Linked DNA regions of Homo sapiens: all the other regions are linked to region 1. A link is an interaction called in ENCODE POLR2A ChIA-PET data of the cell type or tissue named here. Cell type or tissue: OCI-LY7. All regions are shown on one strand.

What was found. Peaks named below come from ENCODE experiments on the same cell type or tissue, not always from the same donor. Only the 100,000 strongest peaks of a DNase experiment are listed, where the experiment ranks them.
Region 2: POLR2A ChIA-PET joins it to region 1 with 5 read pairs; 1 of 35 experiments calls an interaction of 5 or more read pairs at or near these places.
Region 3: POLR2A ChIA-PET joins it to region 1 with 6 read pairs; 2 of 35 experiments call an interaction of 5 or more read pairs at or near these places.

What each region holds. Positions count from the first base shown.
Region 1 is chr6:150,408,785-150,411,284 of GRCh38, reverse strand. No RefSeq gene overlaps it. Among named protein-coding and RNA genes, the nearest start is that of IYD, 41 kb to the right of the region's middle. In OCI-LY7, no CTCF peak of the experiment used is centred here; a DNase peak (open chromatin) is centred at 1,374; H3K4me3 peaks cover 1,438 bases; H3K27ac peaks cover 1,368 bases.
Region 2 is chr6:149,245,818-149,248,317 of GRCh38, reverse strand. All of the region lies in intron 1 of TAB2-AS1 (TAB2 antisense RNA 1), which reads left to right. It also overlaps a transcript of TAB2 not described here. Among named protein-coding and RNA genes, the nearest start is that of TAB2-AS1, 10 kb to the left of the region's middle. RefSeq lists an enhancer at 1,232-1,281. In OCI-LY7, no CTCF peak of the experiment used is centred here; a DNase peak (open chromatin) is centred at 1,367; H3K4me3 peaks cover 717 bases; H3K27ac peaks cover 768 bases.
Region 3 is chr6:150,719,568-150,722,067 of GRCh38, reverse strand. The region is part of intron 2 of PLEKHG1 (pleckstrin homology and RhoGEF domain containing G1); the gene reads right to left. Among named protein-coding and RNA genes, the nearest start is that of PLEKHG1, 120 kb to the right of the region's middle. In OCI-LY7, a CTCF peak has its summit at 1,089; a DNase peak (open chromatin) is centred at 1,117; H3K4me3 peaks cover 1,792 bases; H3K27ac peaks cover 1,422 bases.

The DNA.
Region 1 (2,500 bases):
TTCATAAAAAGGAAAATGGCATTTTTAAATCATATCTATTTGTATGTAAGACTTGGAGAAGTTTTAATACCTCAATATAATTTATCATTTTGAAGTGAGTCATTTATCTCCATGGCTATGATCTATGGCTTCTTCTATGTCTGGAATGCCACATGTCATATTAAAATTAAGACTGCAGCTTTAAGTGATGAAGAACAAACACTGGAATATTCTTTAGAAGAGCCTTTCCACACTCAGGCTATTTTCAAGTGAGCTTATGTTTAGACAACTTAACGAAATGTGATCCTCTTGAATTAAGGTTTATATATTTACACACACAAGTGCCAGAAAAAGGGAAATAGCTTATTAGAACTTGCCTTCCTTATTGTTTTTAACTCGCCTGTTTTTTGTTTTTTAAACAAGTTTTAATAGTGCCACCTCCCTTAATTCTTGAAAGTAGACATATTTTTTAAAATAAGAAATATTCATGCAATTAACAAATACTCATAGTACCTCAAGTATGGACTTAGCCATTAAAACGCATGTTTAGATATGAATGAAGTCTTAAGGAATTAAAGCTACCACCATTAGCTTTCATTTTAATGTCCTGTATTAGTTTTAATTAATGGACATCCTGTCTCTTTTAAGCTATATTTTCTCTCCAGCTCCTCCCCCACAATTTCCCGCTTCTAAGGTCACTGCCAGAGTTCATGCTGGCTCTGGTTGAGTTTCTGCCTCTAAGCTAGGAAACTCTGGGTTTTGCTTTCAACGTGGGAAAAAAATCACGCATGGATGAAAACTGGCATAAGTTAAATCACCTAATTCCCTTAGTCCTTAATTAAGGGAATTGCAGAAGTGTTCATTTAATTACATTTAAACACCTAACTGAAAATCAGAAGTCCCCTAACTTCTAAGTTCACAAAGAGTCTGTGATAAAAGTTTCATAAGGCCCCATTTCAATTTTATGAACTGAATCCTTGCTTGATACGTTGGGGATCTCGTATATTTCATAGAGTCATTTTTTGTTTTGATGGTGAATATATGTTGTTATGGGATCACTAGCCCAATTTTCATTCTTTCAGAAATTAATACTATAACTTTGAAAGGTAAAGAAGAGACCACACAGGAACCAGGGAAAAAGCTACCTGAGAAACCAATTTGTAGTGTCATGGGCTTTGGAGGAGCTGGCCCGACCTGCCAACCAAATGACTGGGCCAATGCACTCAAACCCCTTCAAGCTACCCTGGCCTGGTGCTGGGTGGCCATGTCACAAGCTGGTGGCAGGGCCCTGATTCTGCAGGTGCAGGACATTAACCCTGATTTGTGCTGGGGCAGCAGCTGAGCCTGGCAGTCTTTGAAATGACATTTTGAGACAAAGTGGGGGGGCTTATTTTGTCTTTCCTACTTCCTCCTTCTAGTTTAATTGAGTCCTTGCCAGATGACACTTGGCAGGATGCCAAGCCAGCACTTGACTCTTACTGCTAGAAATAGTGTGTGTTTGATTAAAAGCTAAAAATTGATGATATTTGATCCCTAAGTCCAAATACTGCCCCATGGAGGCATGCCAAAGCAGGTTTTCTATTCTGAGGAGCCTTGCTGGAAGACGGCTGAGTACACAGGACCATTTAGGAATCTTTTCAAAATCACAGTCCTCATATTGTTTGCCAAGTGCTGTTCTAAGATCCCTAAATGTATTAACTTCATAATCCTTACACTGATTCCATGAAGTAGGGACTATTGTGATCACTTTCCCCTGTCTACTTGTAGATGTAGATCTTCGATGGAGGTGTTGAAACACTTGCCCAAGATCACCATTTAGGAGTAGGGCCAAGTTGTCTGGCTCCAGGGCCCATGCTCCTACCCACTAGTCACTGTGTGCCAGTGTCCCACCGCACCTCCAGTGAGATGGGTTCATTCGTCTGCAGTTCACATGGGTGCTTTGAAATCCGGGAGGAAAAGACATCATTCCTCGTTGCAGTCAGGGCTGCAAGGGCACTCTCTTTTTTACTTCTTTATTGTAAATGTGCTACTCTCTTTTCTAGAGATACTGGTGAGCTCTAGAAAAATGTTCCCTTCTCTTAAAAAAAAGTTTTTCTTAAAACAAAGACAGAGAAAGAAAGAAGGGAAAAAAGGAAAGGAGGGAACGGGGTTAATTCAGTCAATGGGAAGCACTGGTGGGAGGAAGAGAAAACTTAAGGTATGCCTCCTCCGCCTCTGCCTCGGGCGGCGTTGTTGGCTGTGGCTGCATTGCCCTGGCACCAGCCCTTCTTGGCAAGCTGTCTATGGTTCCACCTTCCTCCAGGTGCTCCCAGACCTTGGGCTCTAGTGAGGCCCCTCCAGCCCCGTCCCTCTAGTGCTGGGTAGGAGGGGTCAGGGCTAATCACTCTTGCCTCACTCTCCCCACAGTGCAATCAATTCCTTGTTTTAAATTCCCCTTCTGAAAATAATTAGCATGGTATCTCTCTACCTGGCCAGATCTTGTCTGAGCGGCCCTGTAATCTCTTAGAGTGCAGCAGCGTGG
Region 2 (2,500 bases), 1.2 Mb after region 1:
CAGGTTCGAGCAATTCTCCTGCCTCAGCCTCCCAAGTAGTTGGGATTACAGGCGCCTGCCACCACGCCCGGCTAATTTTTGTATTTTTAGTAGAGACGGGGTTTCGCCATGTTGGTTAGGTTGGTTTTGAACTCCTGACCTCAGGTGACCCACTCACCTCGGCCTCCCAAAGTGCTGGGATTACAGGCATGTGCCACCATGCCTGACCTTAGAATGTTTATTTCTTTCTGTCTTTTATTTTATTTTACTTTAAGTTCTAGGATGCATGTGCAGAACATGCAGGTTTGTTACACAGGTATACATGTGCCATAGTGGTTTGCTGCACCTATCAACCCACCATCTAGCTTTTAAGTCCTGCATGCATTAGGTATTTGTCCTAATGTTCTCCCACCCGCTGCCCCTACCCCTCAACAGGCCCTCGTGTGTGATGTTCTCCTCCCTGTATCCCAGCGGATTAAGATGCTCATTTCTTAAAATTCAGGGGAAAGATGGACACTACCGGTTCCGTGGCCCAGGGTTTTGGAAGAGGCGGCCTCCGGATGACTGGATGCACTTCTCCCTGGGACTCACCCTGTGTCGTTACAGCTCGAGCTTACTGAAAATAACAGACAGACACCTCCACTTGTCCCCTCCAACAGAGTGGCTGCACTGGCAGCTCTCTAATGAGTTCTAACCCCATAGGGGCAGTTATGAAACTGATGCAAAAAGGATACAATCAAGATAGAAGTCAATAAGGAGCACAGAAGGCATGAGTAAGACTTGCATCAGAGAGGCCAAAACCCAAAATGCGCTGGGGGTTGTGGGAGCGGCTGAAGAGCCTGGAGAAGCCGCTTATAGTCATTTTAAGTCAGATTAAAGGAGTGTGTTTGGCTGACGAGAGGACCCCATGCTTGCATGTATGGAGCCTTATCTCAGCTTCCATACCTACAAAGGGGACATGATTGGTGTCTACCCCAGAGAGTGGTTTTAAGAATTAAACAAAATGACGTGTGTGAAACTCTTGGAACAGTGTCTGGTTCATGGCAGGAGGTGTCCGTGACGTGCCTGAGGCCATTTGTGTGCTTACCTGTGTGTTTCTGTAAAGCAGACCCAGTGCAGGGCACCAGGGATGTGGTGGGAGCCACACGGGATGATGACGTTCCTACCCTCAGGGAGCTCACACTTACGAGGGGGCAGTAGAGGTTGGGAGTGGATAGCCTTGGAGGAGAGGGGTGGGGGTTGTCGGGAAGAGGGAGGGCTTACCTGAGCAGGAGCTGTTGAAACTGCAAGGGAGGCGGCTGGGTGGTGAGGGCAGAGCAGCAGCAAAAGGTTGGGGATAAGGAACTGAGAGTGGGCCCTGACTGCTGAACAGGGACTGCTGTGGCAAGAGGCTTGGAGGAAGCAGAACTCAGGCACTTTCTGTTTGGTTTTAGTCTTCCTTGACAAACAGAATCAATTTCAGATGAAAACGGCTTCAATATTGCAGAGAGGAAATCAAAAGAGCAACTTAGCCGAGTGTGGTGGTGCATCTGTAGTCCCAGCCACTCAGGAGGCTGAGCTGGGAGGAGGGCTTGAGCTCAGGAGTCCGAGGCTGCAGTGAGCCGTGATTGTGCCACTGTGCTCCAGCCCGGCAAGAGAGCAAGACCCAGGCTCATACAAAAAAGAGCGCCCAGCTCTTCTGAATCTGACCTGGCCCCTCCGCCTGAGCCCTAGGTTCCCGCCTTCCTTGGCCCTCTCATGTTGACTGTCACGACTTAACAGCCCAGTCCAGGAACACCTGCGGTGAACTTGGGATTTCTTTGACATTTCAACTGTTATTTTAAAAGGCTATGGTCGAATAGAAAACAACATAAGACCTTCTGATTAGCGGTTTTAGAAAAAGCTTTGTTTCGATGGTGCAAATTAGGTAGGTGGAGGAAATTATCCATGAAGACTGGAGTTTACATTTTCTGGAAATTGTTTCATGCAGTCTTCTAGGGAAAACAGAGTCCTGTAAAAAGTAGCCTATTGAACACAATTTGAAATTTTAGGCCTGAACAGACCATTTGCTTTTAGGAGCAAATGCTAGGGAGCCATTTCCCTTGAAGGTAGAAGTGGGCCTTTGGTAAAAAGTCCAATAACCGGCCGGGCGTGGTGGCTCATGCCTGTAATCCCAGCACTTTGGGAGGCCAAGGCGGGTGGATCATGAGGTCAAGAGATCGAGACCATCCTGGCCAACATGGTGAAACCCTGTCTCCACTAAAAATATAAAAATTAGCTGGGCGTGGTGGTGGGCGCCTGTAGTCTCAGCTACTTAAGAGGCTGAGGCAGGAGAATTGCTTGAACCTCGGAGCGGAGCTTGTAGTGAGCAGAGATCGTGCCACTGCACTCCAGCCTGGGTGACAGCAAGACTCTGTCAAAAAAAAAAAGTCCAGTAACGACTGTATAATTTTTAAAGTGTAAACGCAGAGGAGGGAGAAATGTATAGACAGAAGTATTTGTTTCAGCTTTGCTTGAAGAGGCAGAATCTGGAAACCATCCA
Region 3 (2,500 bases), 310 kb before region 1:
TTACTGAGTAAAACGAATAATTTTGTTCCTTTCATATTTCTCTGTAAATATCTCTTCTTCAATAGCTGTATTACTTTTATAATCTGAAAAAGTTATTTAAGGAAATTAAAATCACAATGTCAATTGGTGTCAGATATCTAAATATTTTAAATTAAAATAATTTTTATATTCAATATGTGATTAAGGAATGCTGAATATAAATATCTTTCAAAATGCATCATTAAATTCAAATAATGAAGCCAAATGAAATCAGATTCCAATGGACAACGGCATTGAATACAATCCACGCCTCCTTTGCCCCAATCATTGTTCCTCACAAAAGTGTTTCTTACCGAGAAACACTCAAAATGGAAACTGCATTTTCTTAGGCAACTTTGGTTGCCACTAGACTCAGACTAAACTTCATCACTGCAGTTGCTAAGCATACATTTGCAAACATTTATTTTGTTCCTCCAACTTTGACTGCATATGAACCTCAAAAAGAAAGCATATGAAAATGTTGGGCATTCGGCGCGTGACAACTGAGGATTTTAGAGTTCTCCCCAGAGTCAGATACATCAGCTCTCTAGATATTTCAACCTCACTTTAAGGAAAGAGCAAAATCAGATGAAACTAAGACAAAAACTATTGAAGACAGGCTGCAGTTCAGATGGAGGGGGAGAAAAAAATCATCTTCCAGACTTCAGTCTATCGCATTTGTAACAGAGAGTTTTCCTTGATCCAGCCAAGCTTCCGTCCCTGCACACTTGTGAAGAAAGCCCCCCCTGCGACCCCTTCTCACCTCGGTGGACCTCTCTGGCTGCTCCCAGAGGGAAGGAGCGTTTGTTCCTGCATCCTTTCTTTGGGGACACTCACATTAGCACCTACCTCTGCTCCACTCAGGCTTAAGCACATCGTCTGCCTTCAGCTGATGCAGTGACCTCAGTCAGGTAAAAGAAACAGCCTTTGCTAGTCTGTGCAGCGCCTTCCGTAGAAATATTGCATGAGTCAGCTTTTATCTCCCAAACCCAACACACAAAGGCTTTACAAAAACCTGATTTGCAACTTTCTCACTGCCTTTTTCCCCCTAGTGTGCAGACCACAGACTTCAGCATCACTAAGAGCCTTAAATGAAACATGACATCATTCAATTGAGAAACAGGACAATAGACACCACTGTGGGTAACTCGAAAATGCACACTTCACTGAGCAACACCCTACCACTTCCATTCTTTTGTGAACATCAAATACAACCCACACTCGCCCAAAGCTGCTGGGTTTCACCTTCCTGGCTCTGGCCACAGTTCTCATTAAACTCCATAAAATAAGCAAGATCTTTGGAGCTCTGAAATTTTTAAGTTCACTTCCTGAATCATGGGCTTGTTTCAAAGTAAAGGGACACATCTTTTCACTTTCAAAGTAAACGGACACATCTTTAAACTGAAGTTTTAAAATGCAGGTTGGGGTGGGGGTGGGGTGTGAATAACAGCCAGTGGAAGGCAGTTTGGATAATTAGTTTCTGTTAACAAGACACTTGATAGAATTTTAGGTGAACAAAGTTTAAGGAGAAAACATTTAAGGCTGACATTTAAAAAACATTTAAAAAGCGTATCTGAAGACAAATACCTAAAATTGGTATGTACATGCATTTCTTTGGAGAACAGTTAAGTTCTGTGATTATATATTCATAAATACTAAGTAGTAAAGACAGAATGATCTAGTATTCATACAATACTTTAGTAAGTGAGACCTTCCAATTATTTTGGGTTTTTGATTTCTCTAAGACCACCAGTCCTTCTTAAAATGCTATATCTATTTTTATAGAAAGATTCAGAAGGCGTATATTTGACAAAGATCTTGAGTTCTTTAAACGAAGGTCTCCAGAAGCACAAAAATGCTATTGAAAACTGATACCACTGCACTGTGGAACTCAAATTCAAAATATGGATTATGTCTTTGCATAGACATCTAAAACTGAACTATTTCAAAGGATGAAAACCCTTTAAATAGAAGTTCCATTTAAAGCATTCATTTGTGGTTATGGAAAACACCACTAGCAGATCATTCTTAACATAGCTATTTCTGTCATGCCTATTAAGTGATTTTAAACTAACAACATAATAGGATAATTTGTTTTAATGCTGATTTCCTTTCAAATCAGGCTGAACCTACACATGGCTATTTAAATAAGTGATTTTTAAAGGAAATAGTTCAGAAGACAACTTGTTGGAATTTCTCACAAAATTCACCAGTTTGATGGAAATCAGTAAATCCAGCATGCTGAGAAGGCAGTTTGAGAGGCAGGGTCCTCCCTGGGCTGTGGAGACTCTTCATCCTCTATTCTGGCCTCCACAGCAACCCCTGTGGCTTCCCACATCATGTCTGTGTCTCCCATACCAGTGCCTAAGCTGGGCTCTTCCCTCCTGCTCAACGAAGAGCCAGCTCACATCAAGCTCCCGTTTGATCTGCTACAACCACTCCAACCCACAGCTCTTTCCATTACTTTAACAGCTGTTTATTA